Regions from separate parts of the Homo sapiens genome. Here region 2 is linked to region 1. A link is a loop called in an ENCODE intact Hi-C map of the cell type or tissue named here. Cell type or tissue: heart left ventricle. All regions are shown on one strand. Links, peaks and the distances in the headings refer to the core of each region. The heading gives the core; the rest is flanking DNA.

The links. Hi-C counts contacts between places; a loop is a spot of excess contacts. Peaks named below come from ENCODE experiments on the same cell type or tissue, not always from the same donor. Only the 100,000 strongest peaks of a DNase experiment are listed, where the experiment ranks them.
Region 2: a loop joins it to region 1, with 2.5 times the contacts of the local background. A loop is called at or near these places in 1 of 110 quality-filtered maps.

Annotation. Positions count from the first base shown.
Region 1 is chr5:117,129,949-117,138,298 of GRCh38, reverse strand. No RefSeq gene overlaps it. Among named protein-coding and RNA genes, the nearest start is that of LINC00992, 280 kb to the left of the region's middle. RefSeq lists an enhancer at 6,797-7,306. In heart left ventricle, for the core only: no CTCF peak of the experiment used is centred there; no DNase peak of the experiment used is centred there; H3K27ac peaks cover 740 bases.
Region 2 is chr5:116,660,141-116,668,490 of GRCh38, reverse strand. No RefSeq gene overlaps it. Among named protein-coding and RNA genes, the nearest start is that of SEMA6A, 89 kb to the right of the region's middle. RefSeq lists an enhancer at 7,190-7,690. In heart left ventricle, for the core only: no CTCF peak of the experiment used is centred there; no DNase peak of the experiment used is centred there.

The sequences.
Region 1 (8,350 bases), core at 1,557-5,556:
CACAATAAAAGCTAAAGTATCACTTTTATCTATAATATTTAGATTATTTCTGTATTGTAAGATATTTCTATATTGTACTACATAAATAATTTCTCAAAGTCTGTCATATATAATGAGTTCCTAAATTGTCTTCCAGCTCCATATCTCCATGAGTTTATTTGAAAATGTTGATCCTGTTTTGGAGAAGTGAAACATGATAGGATCTAGTTGTCCATATATATATATAGCATAAAAGTTGGTTTATAAGCTAAGATGCTGAAAAATTAGAATTAAAACTTGTGGCTAATACAAAATTTAGCTTAAATAAATTGCTTCTAAGGAGCTGGTTACAAAAGGAAGATAATCCACCCATGTTTACTATAAATGAAACAGAGACTGCATTGATTGCTAGAAGATGATATACAACCTCTTTGCAGGCTGTGAGGCAAATCCACTTGGGAGTATCTTCTGTTCTGATAAGAGACCTTAAAGGTCCTTTGCCTGGGTCAATATAAATCATGGTTCTCATTCTGCTGGTTCCTTGTCTCTGCACCTAACTCCTCAACTCTTGTTGGTCTTTTGGTTCCAAAATTGTTGCTGCACTTTGGACTATTAAGATTATGCATTTTTTTATGGACAAGAGCTCAGCCTTGAACCTCTTGATCTCCTCCACATTGACCACTTAACTCATATGGGCCTTCATGTATTACTTGTCGACACATCTAATATCTTTGACCAATAGCTCCTAAGGACTACAAACAACACTTTATGTACTGATCATCATCTAGATACCCTATTATTTACAACAGGGCTTGCCAATAAGCACACTGGCATATGTTTTTCCCAGTTGCCAAAGTTTTCAATATTTATACCTAATTACAATGAGCTATCCTTGACAGGTTCTTATTCTGATTGAAAAACATGATGTCCTACACCCAGAATTATTTGTAGATATTTATCAGAATTCATGAACCAGCATTTGCATGACTTTGAAGTGTTAGATGCTGAGGCCAGAGAATGCTTATGTAATGATGCTTAACAACTAAAACTGTAACTAATGGGAGTTTAAATAGGTAGTGTAGTGACTGAACACCTCATTGCACTAGTAATATTTATTGATCTCACTATGTGGAAAACAACTTGGCTTTGAATCCTTGAGCTTCTAGAAAGGTCAGGAGGGACGAGAAAACCACCTAAGATCTGGGTAGTCACTGAGTTGTACTTAAATTTGTAAAATATGAGAAAATAATGATTGTGTCCTCCTCTCATAAAATATGAAAACCAAAACAAAACAGGGGTAGCAAAGTATGCTAAAAGTTTTATTGCTGCTGCTCCAGTCAGTAAGGCCCTGCCATTCCACACATGGAATGACCTGTTGTGATGGCCATTTGCAGACAAGATAGAAAAGCACAGGCAGAGTCATGTGGTGTCCCCTTTCTGCACCCTATGTGTATGTGGTACTCCTTCTCTTGGCACCTACACAAAAATCATTCCTGCGTAGCATAGAATTGGGTTAAGGTGAACTATTCTAAGGACAACATCCTGAAATCAAAGGAACAGATGTAGCAGCATTTCTCAAGTGACAGCATTCCACAATGATCACTTTCTAATCCAACCAGAATCTGTGTAGGCAGTTTCACTTATGTGTTTATACGTTACATGAATGAGTGATCTATTCCAAACTGCTTGTTCTTTTAGTATTTCTCTTTCTCCCTGAAAATAAAGAGTTGCTTAGGCCCAAGAGTTGACCAGATGGACTGCACAAAGGTGTGCTGATACCATTTGTGCAGTGAATGGAAGAGATGATTTCAGAGCTCTCCTATTCTCAAAGGATCTAGGCTTCCATCTGTTGGGAATGGCCAAAGTCAATCTTAATAGTCCAGTTTAGGTGTTGAATTCATTCAGTCACTTAGAGAACTCCCTATCAGGGCCAGTCTCTCATTGTTTTCCAGTTTTATATGACAATTTAGAGCCCCATGTGTGCAAAGCAGTTTGGGTCACAATAGGAAAAGTACACCAAACCTGCCCAAGTAATATCATTTTTGTTTTCTTAGAAAAGGGAAGAAAAAGAGGCATACTGTGGTTAATGTTTTCCTTAGGTGATAAATCAAGGGCAGAGACAGGAAGGGGACACAAGTTTTCTAGTTCTCACCTACAGCAATGCCAAGTAGTCACACAAAAGTTTTATTGCTTATGACAGCAGCCAAGTAAAAGAAGACAAAGCAAGAATCGGCAGCTTATGTTTTTACCATTACCAACACCCTTCCCACAATTGTTTTAAGCAATATGGTTTGATGTTAATCAACTCCTTAAAAGCCACCCATCTTTTTCTATAGCAGTGATTGTCTATTATTTTCTACAAACAAGTCCTTGCACAGTTTGACTAGGCTGGAATTAAGGAGGAATAGTAGATCTCCTCACCAATGTCCTGATTGCGAAAGTCATCATTGAGAACAGCCACAGGGAACTCATGGACCTGCCACCTCATTTGAAAGAGAATCTTTGTGTGAGCTGATGCACTCATGAGGAAATAAGGCTAAGGATAGGGAAAAAAAGACCAGGTGAAATATACATCCATGGAGGTTTGGAACCAAAGTAAAAGAGGTTTGCTCTCTGACAGCTGGGATTTATTCACCTCAATAACTAGGGCAGGGCACTTGGTCTTTTTTCCTCCCTTCTCCAGTTTAAGGAAGAGTGCTGGAAAGATAGAAAATTGGACTTTAATTGGAGTGGTTCTCTGGTTCTCCTAACACAGCCTCTTTTAAAAAATGAAGGCATGTCGAGAATAATTATTCTAGCTGGAGTCAACATCACCATGATTCATTATCTTAATATGAATGAAGCCAGCATAGTCAGGGAGAGGTGAACTCTACAAAACGGAGGGATAGAATGAAGAATACTGCCTCTAAGTCTGCCTGAACTTCGGGGAATTTACTTTTGTGTCCCTCCAGGGGACACCAATAGACTTTCTTCTATTGATAGTTCTATTTGACTACTAACTAGAGCATTTATTGGGATGATTATAGCAACTCATCTGTTGATTAGTGCCTCTTCATCAAATGTAAACATTCTTCTGAAGGTCAGGGTACATTGGACACAGTTCAGAGCACAGATTCTAGAGCCAGGCTGCCTGCATTCAGAGCATTCAGATCCCTGGTTTACCACTGAAACTCCTGGAACCTTGGCAGGCTACTTTGTTCCTTTACATCAACCACTGCATAGGACTCTTCTGAGGCATACATTAGTTCATTTGTGCTAAAAGTGAGCACTGTGACTTTGTGCCTGTCACCACCCTGCCCCTATTATCAGCAGCAAAATGTTCTGTTTAAAAGAGTCCCTCAACCTGTTACTCATACAATTGTATTCACACTTATTGAGAACTTACTGTGTTCTAAACCCTAGAAATTAGGTTAGCAGAATGGCTTTAGAGGTAGACAGCCTGGATTCAAATGTAGCCATTTGCACACCATTTTTCTAAGTTTCATTTCTTTTATGTGTAAAATAGGATGATAGTAATAACACCTAACTCTGTATTTTGAATGTAATATCAGCTAGCACATTTCCTCACTATTCCTCAGGAGCAAAGTAAGATTAGCTCAATAGCCCATTTCACACCCTCAGAATTTAAAAACACAAGGCAATTGTAAAGTAGAAAGAGGAAAGCTTTCCTTCTTGTGGTCTCTTCTACCTCTTGAACAATTGCTTTCAAATATGAGTTCCATACATCACAGTTGCATGAAACAAAATGAGCAAAACTCTGACTGTGCCAAGTATTTGTGTCTTAGAATTTGCCCAAAAAACTGCTGGTTATGGGATAGGAGCTACATGGCATATCCCACAGCAATCAAATTCAAAATCCATATCATATATTCCTGTTCTCCACATCTTTTGTTTGGTTGGTCGGGGTTTATTTGTTTTGACCTTCATGGGTCCCCTCCTGATCCTTTTTCCCCAGTGCAAATTTCAATCACACTCATCATTTTGCAAACAGCAGAGTGATAATTACCCAGACAAGAATCGTATTTGGATTTTACAATTAGTGGACAAAAGTATAAGGAGAAAAAGGATATTCTGTAGTTGATGGCTATCTGCTGCCTCCCAGATTGTCCTCAGAATACTACATTTAGCAGAACAACTTTGATCCCCACACTGTGACTCCCAAACTCACATACCCCAATCCATCAAGTTCTCACCCTACAAATATCCTTCCGTTCCACAATATCCTCAAGCATTATCATTATGAGTATAATTTTCAGATCATTTTTAGTGTGATGTTTGTCTCAAACACTTATTTTATGGTAACTGTCTAAAAAAGATAAGTGTAGATATAGAAAACTAAGTAAATAAAGTCTCCTGCTCACACTGAAGTCTTGTCTAGTAAGTTACAGTATGTTAGTTACATTTTCAAGAGTATATGAAACCATGATTCCATGCAGATAAATGTGCAGCCATGTGTGACAAGTAATCCTCTTCAATTCTACTAATCATATGTGCTTCTACTTTCTTGCAGAGGTCAATGACTTAAAAGAAACAAAATGTTCTAAATTTTTGCAGTGTGCACATCTTTGATTTAGGTGGACTCAGTGTTCTAAAAGTGCAATAAAAAGCACACCGAGGGTTTAACTTGACCTTGCATAGCAGAAGCAATATTGATTGATGCTATTCATTTCTTCAGCAGTTTCATGGCAGGTATGCAGTAGGTTTGCAAACAATCCCCTTAATCAAGTTATTGTTGGTATTAGTGTCCAGAAATTGAATCTAAAATGAAGTTGACAAAAGCTGTTCACAAATACATTTACTCAAAAAATTTAGATGAGAATTGGCTCTCTTTAGTTTAATCCTCCAGCAAACATTTATCCAGATGCACTTACTCCACCCTGTCACAGGAAGGAACTACTGATTGTTTCTGTGTACTGGTATGTTCTTATAATTAAGGCTTTGGGACTATGAGTAAAAAGCTGCCTGGTGCATTTAATTAAAGTTAGTAGGAAGCTTCAAGCCAAGCAAGCATTGTCAGTAGTACTTAGTATTTAATACAAATACACCCAGGTGCTTAGATATTTAGGCCAGAAGAAAGTAGAATGTTGTTATATTCAGAAAGGAACATTATACATTCAGTTATCAAATTCCAGACAAAGAACCATAGAATATGGGATGCTATGTGAATAGAAATTGTGATTTCATAAATTAGTAGACTAATCAACAAGCTAGAATAATTCAAGTACCTACTATGTGTTTAGTCCTGAGATTTTATTCTTAATTCTGAGAGTAAAGAGAAATTGAAGAAATATAAGAAACCATGTCTAGTCTGAGAGGTGTGACTAGAGAATGACAAAATAAGATAAAATTAAAAGTAAACAAAACTAATTGCTGAAAAGTGGCACTAACTATAGAGCACAATGGGAATTCAGAAAGAGATATCAAAATTAGGAGCAGAATCACCAGGGAAAATTTCATCTATCAGCACATGGCAAGACATCAAAAATGAAAACCAACTTGCAGGAACTGGTAATGGGCAATCTGGGACAATTTGAGCAATGTTAACAATTTGGACAATTATTACCAATTAATAACTGTAATAATTATTATTATAATAATAGATTATAACCCATAAAATATGAATCTATGGGTCCATACTAATGTAAATAAATAATTTTTAAAGTACATAAAAAAAGAAAAAACAAACAAAAAATAGCAAGTACGTGGGAGAGAAGAGACAGTTCCTTTAATGAGAGAATTCCAATTGATAAAGGTAGAAAAATGGTGGAAATCACAACTCATCATTTTGCAAATAGCAGAGTGATAATTATGCAGACAAGAATTGTATTTAGATTTTAAAATGGGCAAGAGTATAAGGAGAAAAAGGACATTTGCATAATTTTAGTGTCACTCTCCGCATGGCACTTAGTAATTGGAAAAAGAGAAATATTAACTTTACTGAGTTGGATGGTGTCCTCCCCCAAAAAAATTCATACCATTTCTGGAACCCAGAATGTGATCTTATTTGGAAATAAGGTCTTTGCAGATGTAATTGGTTAAATTAAGATGAGGCTACACTGGAGTTGGGTGGGCCCTTAATTCAATATGACTGGTATCCTTAAAAGAAAAGAGACAAAGAGACAGACACACAGGAAGATGTCATGTGTTCATGGAGACAGAGACTGTAGTTATGCCTCCAAAAGCCCAGAAATCCCTGCAGCTGCCAGAACTTGAAAGAGACAAGGAAAGATCCTCTCCTAGAGGCTTCAGAGGGAGCATGACTCAGATTTCTAGCCTCCAGAACTGTGACAATAACTTTCTGTTGTTTTAAGCCATGCAGCCTGTAGCAATTTGTTATGGGAGCCCTAGAAATCTAATACAGTAACTGTGAAGGAGAAAGACCTGTCAGATATCTCCCTTAAACAAATGATCAAAGTAAACATCATTCATAAAAAGACATGAAAACATCAATTACCTCCTCATATGATGAACCAAGAATGGCACAACTTCACTTTTGCAGTACTCTTGACAAAAATACATGACATCAATCTAGTAAGCAGAAAATACCAGATAATTCAAATTAAGAAACCTTCCACAGAGTGATTGACCAGTACTCTTTAAAAATGTCAAGGTTATAAAAGCCCAAAAAGAAAAAAAAAAAAAAAAACTGAGAAATTGTCCCAAATAGGAGACTACCGAGACATGACAACTAAATAAAATGCAGAATTCTTGAGTGAATTCTGAATCAGAGAGAAAAAAAAAAAGATACTAGTGAAACAACTAGAAAAATTCAAATAATGCCTATAGGTGAATTTAGTTTCTGGTTTAGGTCATCAGACTTTGGTTAGATAACATGTTATCACTGGGGGACCTGAGCAAAGGGCATTGAGGAACTCAGTATACTATTTTTGCAAATTGTCTAAAGTTCTATTAAGAAATTTGTGAATAAGATGCAGAGGGAAAATGGTAGGATCAGGCAAGATGGGTAAGAGAACAGATCCCTTGTTACATAAAAGACAGGCTTGAACAGAGACAAGAAAGGAAGGAGTAGAAGCCAGCTGGCCGGGTCTGTGTTGCCAGCAGTGGAAGGGCATGTCAGCACCTGCACAGAGAGCTTCTGGGCTAGGAAAGTCCCCAGAAGTCAGACGGGAACCTCACAAGGCTGCAGAATGGAAGCTGTGTAGAGTTTTGAGCAAATGAGCTATGTAGAGTTTTGAGCAACAGCTGTTCACAAATACATTTACTCAAACAAATAAGAGTTGGCTTTCTTTGGCTATCCATGAAAACAATGATAAATGACAATTTGTCTGTCAGGAAAATGCAGAATGAATTCTGCTTATATTGACTCTTCCTGTCAACGTAATTTCTTTCTAGGTCAGTGGCTAACTAAGGAGTTTGAAGGGCCAATGTTTCTGTCTGTGTTCAAGGGTGCTTTTCTTTCTGGTTTTCTCATTCCATTTTCCTTAGAGGGAGAATTGAGATTTGGGATAAGGACTGATATTAGAAAAATCACTAAATATCCCTTGTCAGAATAACGAGATTATGTCCTTTGCAGGGACATGGATGGGGCTGGAGGCCATTATCTGTAGCAAACTACTGCAGGAACAGAAAACCAAATACCCCTAGAAAACTATTATGGTAATTTTGTAGGAGAAAGATCTGTCAGATATCCCCCTTAACCAAGTGATCAAAGTTAACAGCATTTGTTAAAAGACATGACAACATCAAGTACCTCCTCATATGATGAACCAACAACAGCACAACTTCACTTTTGGAGAACTCTTGACAAAAAATGCATGACATCAATCTAGTAAGGAAAAAATACCAGATAATTCAATTTAAGGAACATTGCACAGAGTGATGGGACAGTATGTTCTCACTTATAAATGGTAGCTAAATGATTAGAACATGTGGACACATAGAGGGGAACAACACACACTGGGGCCTCTTGGCAGGTGGAAGGTGGGAGGAGGAAGAGGATCAGGAAAAATAACTAATGGGTACTAGGCTTAATACCTGGGTGAGGAAATAATCTGTACAACAAACCCCCATGACAGAAGTTTACTTATGTAACAAACCTGCACATGCACCCCGAACTTAAAATGAAAGTTAAACAACAACAACAAATGAAATCAGAATAGCACTAATAGGAAAATATAAATAACTAGTATTCAGGAAATAATAATGAATAATCCAAATACAAAAATAATAGAAATTGTATGAGTTAAACCAAAGGAGGAACTCAAGGCCACAGCAGTCACACTATAGGTAGAATAATGATCCAAATTCTTAGAAAGTTAGTAGAATAATAATAAGAAACTATAGGACTATTCTCTCTCTGCTCAAGGTTGTTCTGATTCCTTCTAGATCATATTTCAAGGTCTAGGCAAAA
Region 2 (8,350 bases), core at 1,463-5,462, 470 kb after region 1:
AGAATCTAAGAGGATGCCATCACTGCTGCTTTCCTGAAGATCTTAGTTCTACATGCTAGAGTTATCATTCAATAAAATAAATAAATTATACTGGTAACTCTTTGAATTCGGATTTGCATTTAGTCAATAGCCTTAAACAAAACAAAACAAAACAAAAAAAACCCTCTCTTCTTTTCCCAAGATCAGGAAATAATCCAGGGGTTTGGTGAAATAATAGGAGACAACATAGTTTGAAAGAGGCTTGTCAGTAATGCAAAAGTCAACTTTCATCTGCTTCCAGCTTAGCAAAAATAAACCAAATAATTAGTGTGTTTGAGGGACTATATCAGTGGATAGGACTCATCTGACCATGGTGAAAAAAAAAAAAGAAGACAAAAAAGAAAAAGGAAAGAATTACCATCTATGGAAGGCCTGCTATGTGTCAAACACCAGCAATTAATGGGAACTAAGTCAATTAATCATCAAAACAATCCAAAGGTGAGAGTATTATGGCCCCCAACCCATTTTAGGAATAATGAAACAAACTGATGTTCAAAAAATTGAATTGACTTGTCCAGAGTCCTACAGTCACTAGTGATTCAGCCAACAGAGTCCAAAATCCATTTTGTTTTTTGCACTGTAACATTAATCTATAAATGGACAAAGTTACTTCAAACACACACACACACACATGCATGCATGCGTGCGCAGAAATTAACCTTTAAGCTAGTTTTTAAAATTACTAACTTGGATGTTGGGAGCTCAAAATGCATTTTGATGTAGAAATAATATTGCAAATGGTGATTAGACTCACAGACTAGTTTACAAATGAGTAACAAAACTAGGATTGCATGAAAGTGTTTAATTACTATTGCATAATTGTTGGCTATTCTGTTTGTCTTTATTTTCTTGGATTAGGTGTTCAAGTTGGTAGGAGACAGAAGGTGAAGAATTGCAATTTATGACTCCAGATATTAGTCAGGAACTATTTGATTGCAAGGAACAAAAACTCATTTAAATTTGTTTAAATAAAAAAAGGAGGAACACGGGGACTGAGGCCTGGGACAGAAAAGCTGTCAGGAGCTAATATTTTATGCCCCGGCTCAGATGATTCATTTCTCACCTTTACTCTGCTCTGTGAGGTTGCTTCTTTCTTCTTTCTCTGAGGATAATTTTCTCTGACTCTCCACACTCAGGGCACAAAATGCCCTGTTTATATCATGTCTCAGTTCAAATGTATTTTAAACGAAAATCTCAGAGTAGGTTTGCAGATATTCTTTGGAAATATCTGGTTCACTGGAAACTTGCATCTCTTTTCTGCTCCTGCAGCAGAAAGGAGCTCTCCAAACTCTGAGAGCAGATGCCTGAGTCTCCACTGCCCTGAGTCTCAGACCCATCTCACCACTGTCACCAGTGTCTCCCCACAGCCCTTGTCCCACATTTGCTGGCCAGCTCCTTCCTCCGTTCTTAGTTCTTCTTCTGTTGCTGCCACTTCTTTTTCTCTGACTCATCAACTGGCAAGACTTTGGAAGAGTTGTTGGCCAAAAGAGTTTGGAGCAAGAGGTTTTGGCATGGAGAGCTCTGGCAGCACCCACGGATCTCCTGGAGGGGTCCCTGAAGGATAAGTCTCCAGAGGCAGTAGTCTGAGGGCAGACTTAGAAATAGCCTTTTCTCAGTTTTATTTCAGGCTCTTCCACCAGAAATGGGATCTTGGACAAGTCACCTCTTTCCTTTAGACCTCATTTTAAAAGTGAGAAGTTCTCAGTAGATGATCCTTAAAGCATACGGTTCTTGACTGAGACTTGGCTATTCCTCCATTTATTGTAACTTGAGGTCCATATAACTATATTTGATGCTTATGCTACACTTAACCTCATACAGGTTGAGCATCCAAAACTTTTTGAGGGATGACATGACACCACAATTGGAAAATTCCACACACAAGTGCTTAACACAAATTTTGTCTCATGCACAAAATTATTTTAAATATTTTATAAAATTACCCTCAGGTTGTGTGTATAGGGTGTATATGAAACATAAATATCATCTTTAGACTTGGTTCCCCTCCACAAGATATCTCATTATGTATATGCAAATATTCCAACATCTAAAAAAATCAGAAATCTGAAATACTTCTGGTCCCAAACATTTCAGATAAGGGATATTCATCCTGTGTTACAAGTAACCTTATCTGCATACTTGTGAATATGCTTACTTTTAGTTCTTCAAAAATTGCAATCAATCAAAAAGACTGTTGTTATGAGCTCTTCACTGCTACTAGTGATCGTTTATTCATTCGTTCTTCCAACCACTGCTTAGTGAGCACTTCTGCCAGGCAGGAAGAAAAGTATAAGACATGGAAGGCCCTCAAAGGAAGCTGAACTGAGTTCGGGAGAGAAAATTGATTACCATGAAACAACCACATGGAATACTATGAGTTTCTATGAGGGCTAACCGTTATGGCAGGAGAACAGGGAAGAAACATCAGTGATGATGTTTTTCAAGTTCCTAAGTGTGGCTGAGAAGGCTGAGGGTCCTTACCACAGCAGCTTCACTCATCTTCTGGAGAATTCATGTCACAAAGATAGATAGTAAAGATGTGCATTTGGGAATTTGGGGGTGGGAGGATTGATGGTTGGTTGGCTCCCATCCTCCAGTTCTGATTTTCTTGCTCAAAATGGGGAGGGATTTGGCTAAGAGAATAAGGGTGTCAGACAGCTGCCATTCATTATGCCAAAGCATAGCTATAATAAGGACAAATTCACCTAAGTCCTAGGCTACTGGCCAGCTTTGCAGAGTCTTTCCTGTCATTTTATTAACACCTAGCACCAGCATCACCACTCAACCTAATGACAGTAATGTGTGTTTTACATGACTGAATGTTTGGTCCCCACCTGTCATGCTGTGGTGTGGCTGTACTCTATATGAATAGTTCAAAAGGATGGATGGGGTAAGATGGGGGCCGGGGTAAATAGGGAAACGTGAAGTAAAACCACCACAGGAGTCCCACAGGCAAGAACATATGCTGAACTCCAAGCAAATCACAAGAAGGATGATCTGTTAGGCTCTGCATGTCTTTCCAAACATCTTCATGTCCTTGTCTTCTCTCCATTCCCATCCTGCCATCTCGACTCATTCACAATGTGATTCCCAGCTGGCCTCCCCAAGGCAATGCCCTCTATTCTTCAATCCTATTTGCAAAATTTCGTTAGATTATCTTCTCTTAACTGATTCCACTACATCATTCTCCTCTGAGAAACCTGTTTTAGTCTACATCAAATGCCTGGGCCTAGCATTTGAAGATTCCTGGTCTCCATTCCAGTCAAACTGGTCTCACTTCCTCATACGGCATGCTCATTCCTGCCTCTCTGCCATACTCCTCTGCTTGAATACTTGACTTCCTCCCCATCGCTAGCTTCAATCTTTTAGTCCTTCAAGGTCACTCAAGTTCCATTCTCTTCACAAAAATTGACTGTGAACACTCTGGCCTTTCTCAACGGATGGACCCTTTGCTGAAGGCCTACAATGCTGGGTTCAACAATACTGCAAGTAATGATATATTTTAATACCTTTCCATCTTATCTCCCTAGTTAGACTGTCAGCACCTGGCATCATACCTGTCACACAGGCTTTATAGGTTTTTAATAAATAGAAGGCTGAATAATTGTACTGGCTACCTTTTCCATATTCTTTATCTCTCAAATAACAAGTCACGCAAGCCAATGTCAATATTTTATCCAAAAGCATTTATTAAATAGTTTCCAGTTGTAGCACATGAAGGACTCCTGCCACGATAATAATGCCACCATAATAATAATAATAATGTAGGAAACTTCATACCTTAACAGAGCAGGACACATGAGTAAGAATATAGTATCAAAATATAAACAGTCAATTGAAAATTCTGAATAAGTAAAAGGTTGTCATGTGCAGGGCAAAGGCTCATGTAAGGAAATGCAATTTAGGATGGGAAACAGAGAAAAAAAGTGTGATTGGATCAATAATGAAGATGAGCATGGAGAAAATTGTCCACATTCCAGCTCAGATAAGAGATAAGGCCAGCAATAGGGAAAATGGGCACAAAATGCATGTATAATCTGGTACCTGTTTAAGTCTGTCCCCAAAATATGAGTATGTGCCTGTCAGAGGTGGAACAAGAAGGTGAGGGTTTGTTAATTTGTTGACTGTAACTCCAGTTATCCGAATATGTACTATCTATTCATTGATTCCAGGTGTTATGTGTGGGTTCCACTGGTGATTCATTTGTTCATTTACTGTTTTATTATGTACTTACTGTTTGTTAGACTCCCTGCCAGCTGATTTTAAAGTATATAAGATACTGGGCCAGCCCTTCAGGTGAAAACAAGACTGATGAAAAGAAAAAAGGATGATAATACAAGAAAAGTATGCAAGGTCCCAGTGGATGGAACAAAGAGTAACCCTTCAAGTGCCCAGATAAAGAACAGCCAATAACGAAGGCACCTACTGCTATGGAAACTGTCCTGAACTAAGACTTGTGAAAGTCTGCTTTTAGAATATTAAATTTTATATGAATTTAAGGTATATATATTTACATTTTACTGTTTCTGATTATATCAGTACAAACAGTTAAAAAGTATTTACTGTGTGCTAGGATACACTCAAAATACTCAACATATGTTAACTCATTTAATCCTCACAACCAGCCGTATGAGGTAGATCCATCTGCTTCATTTTACAATTGAGGAAACTGAGGCACAGAGAAATTAAGGCACTTGCCCAGGGCCTCAGAGCTTGTCAGTGGTAGAGCCAGTGTTCAAACCAGAGTTCAATTCTCAGCCGGAATTCTTGTGCATCATTAGTACACATGTGCACAAGTACACTGAATAACATATCGACCCCCCAAACAGTAAATCTAAGGTACATTTTACAATCAAGGTTTCCTTAAAATCAAAGAACTCTATGGCGTCCCTCTACCTGATATATTGCAATGAATTGGGGGTGGGAATTCAATTTGACTTAGCAAATATTTATTTAGCTGTGGAAACTTAGAGATAAATAAGATCAAGTCAAGCTCCTTAAGGAGGTCAATATGTAGTGAAAAACACAAATAAGTAAACAGCTCATTACAGTACACTGTGGTGAGTGCTATAGCACTGTTTCTATTGTGTCAACAGACCTCGTGGGCTTCCAAAGACAAAGGGATTATTTCTGCCTGGCAGGTTGAAAGATGCTTACAGAGGTGGGAACAACTGGGCTGAGCCTCCACATTGGACAGGCTTCACTCAGGCCAGGGGAGGGTCATAGATGAGAGGGAGGGCTTTGCAGGGAATGGCTATACAGGGAGTTAATAAGGGGTGATAATGAAATGACTCTACAGTGGTACCTAAATTCTGCCTTGGCCTCTCCAGTCCTTTCCCTCAAAGGTCCCTAAAGGGTATATACACACACAAACACACAGAAAAAAAAAAAAAAAAACACAAAGTCAACAATATTTTCTTTTTAACTTTCTGCCCCTCCACCCCAAACCCTATGTAAACTCTGAGAAGCTAGGCTGGGCCCAAGGAGAAGGCCTTTACCTAAGCTAGATGGTTGAAGTGCCCTAGAATCCTAACAGCATAGAAGGCTTCCTCTATTTCACCTAAAGCCAAATTGTATGTCTCACCACTCTGATTTGAGGGAAAGCAAATCCAGAATATAGTGCAGGAGAAAAAGGAACCAATTAGAAAGAGACAGGCTGCAATGCCTTAGGCAGCATGGGGCTGGCAGGTGAGAGGGATGGGAGAGCCTGCAAGAAGGGGCCTGGGCTTCTCCTGAGGGTGCAAGCCTGGCACTTTTAGCCCTAGGAGTGGAAGAGAAGGATGCAGGAAAGAGCCAGAGAGGCAATCAGGCTACCCTCATCTCCCCTCCTGCCTGTGGGATCCTTTGAAATTTTCACAATACATGCACAGGTGCTTTTATTCACTTATTTTTAAAAGAGTATAGTGTAATCTTCAGCCACTGTTAGTCCTTAGAAGGGACTGATTCATAGCATCTACTCCTCCTTAGAGTAGAATGAGGGTGGTGGGGCGAGAGGCATAAAATTCCACAGTGAATTCAGGGGTCGTAGTCTAATTCAGCATTGAAGAACAGAGAGTTTACAATGAAGAGTCAAAGAAATAAGATTTTCCTCTTTCAGCCTCACTTTCCCCATTTGAAAATGAAATAAATTATGTTAAAATCTAGTCAGCAACATTTAGTTTTGACTTTTAATCATTTTCTGCTCATAGCTGGAATGATAGAGAAGGTTTACAGGAAGAATGGGACTTCGCTTCTTAGCTCTGTGGCCTTAGGCAAGTTATTGAACACCCTGACCCTCACTGCAGAGATTGGACCTCAGTAAAATAGTGGTGATGTCACAGGATCCTTCGGGTGTTGCTTTCCTGGCCAAAACTCTCTGTGGCAGGTGGCACCTTTGCCTGAGTTTTGCTTGGGCCCATGGGGCTTGTTCTGCCCACTTGGCCTGGCAGGCTGCACTCAGCTCATGCTACCAACTTGGTTCCCACACTTGCCAAAGGCAAGCCAGGCATAGAGCAGCGGTGGGTGTGTGAGCAAGCAAGTGTGGGGTCCAGAGTGGGCGCCAGCTCCCTGTGAGGGTGTGGCTGGAACAGGCATATCACAAACAACTTCCATGGCTGGCACCAGGAAGCACAGTGGTGCCTAGAAGCTTGGAGACACCACGAACCGCAGGTCCCCTAAGAGGGTGCCACAGCCATGGCTCAGGGAGCTCCTGGGTCTGGACTCCCTGAAGGGCTGCAGCTCTTCTCTTCTTCTCTCCTTCTTGTTGCCTGCAACATGGCAAGCAAGGGGCATGTTTTATCCCTGTTCGTGTTACAGCTCTTTCAGCCCTGCCATTCAGCAGGTTCCAAGTTCTTGTCCCATGTCCAGGAAGAATGAGGTATGCGGACAAGTGGAGGGTGAGCAAGGTGAAGAGGTGCTTTATTGAGTGACAGAACAGCTCAGAGGACACCACAGTGGGTAGCTCCTCTCTTCAGGCAGGCTGTCCCATTGTTTGCCTGAGTCTGGCTGAGTCTGGGGTTTTTATGGTCTTCAGAGGAGAGAAAGTGAATATTGATTGGTTTGTGGGTGGCCATAGGCAGGTCTGGAAAAAGCACTGTAAGTTCTCACTCTAGTCTGTGGAACTGGCAGCCCAGCCCCCAGGCCTCAGGCCATGCCTGGCCTGAAGCAGGGGTTTCACTTGGAACCCACTGCTTTCTGCCCAGAAGCCTGTCTGCCTTCTGCTGCCATTAACCTGCTGTCTACAGTGCCCACAATGCCCAGGCTATTTGCACCAAGAGGTGCCTACGGACCCATGCCAAGCTGCCCTTAGTCCCTCTCCCAAGCCTCCCTCCAGTGTTTGTTGGTGTCCAAAGTCTGGAGGGTGCTGAGGCAACAGGGGCTTGGTATGTCAGGGCTGTCCCAAGTGTGTACATACCTGGCCGGATAGTGACAGCACCCGAGCTCAATCACAACTTTGCTCTGAAATTGGAACAGGCACCCAGACCAGGGACAGGACAGGCAGCGGGACAGGCCAGTCAGCAAGAGAAGGCATTTCCGAGCCTATGAGGACAGGGAGACTTCTCAGGCCCCCAAGAGTGCAGAAATGCCCAGGTCTGCAGCCAGGGCTGAGTGGCTCCAGCTGCACCTAGAAGGGCGGGGCTCCCACCCCTCCAACTTGGAAGAAAGAGGGGCTTTTGCCTGTCTCAGGCTCCTGCTTGCTCCATGGAGCACACTGCCCCAGGCACACCTCCCCACTGCAGCCAGTGTCATGCCAGCGGCCTCTCCAGACCAGCTACCACTGCCATCAGTGATGCCTACCTCCTAGGGTTGTTGGCGTGATTCAAGGAAAGGATGTAGGTGAAGTGCCCTGCACAATGCCTGCCATATGGAATCTGTTCATTCCCTGTGAGAGGGCCTATTATATGCCAGCTTTATTCAGAACAGTGAATATGTTCCTGCCCTCAAATTCTATGAAGGTGCATATAACTAATGTTATTTGCTATAGGGCCATTTCAGGAAACAAAACAAAGCCACTGAAATGGTGAGAGTCATGGAATGACTCTCAGAACAACCCAGAACCAGCCTAGTAGAGGAGCTGCCAACTCAGAGCCACAACTAGAACCACAGCAGTCTAGTCTGAGGTCCCTGCTGCAGCTGGAGGTCAGAGAATGGACATGAGGTGCTTTTTTCAGGAATTAGAGACCAGATCAACATGTGACTACCACCACCACTGCTTCTGGACTGCCCCTTGACAATCAGGAAGACTGGCAGCTGACACATGAAACCCACAATCTTGTTGGCCAGTGAAGATAGCCAGAATACAAAAGAAGCCCCTGTCTTTCTTCTTCTAAAT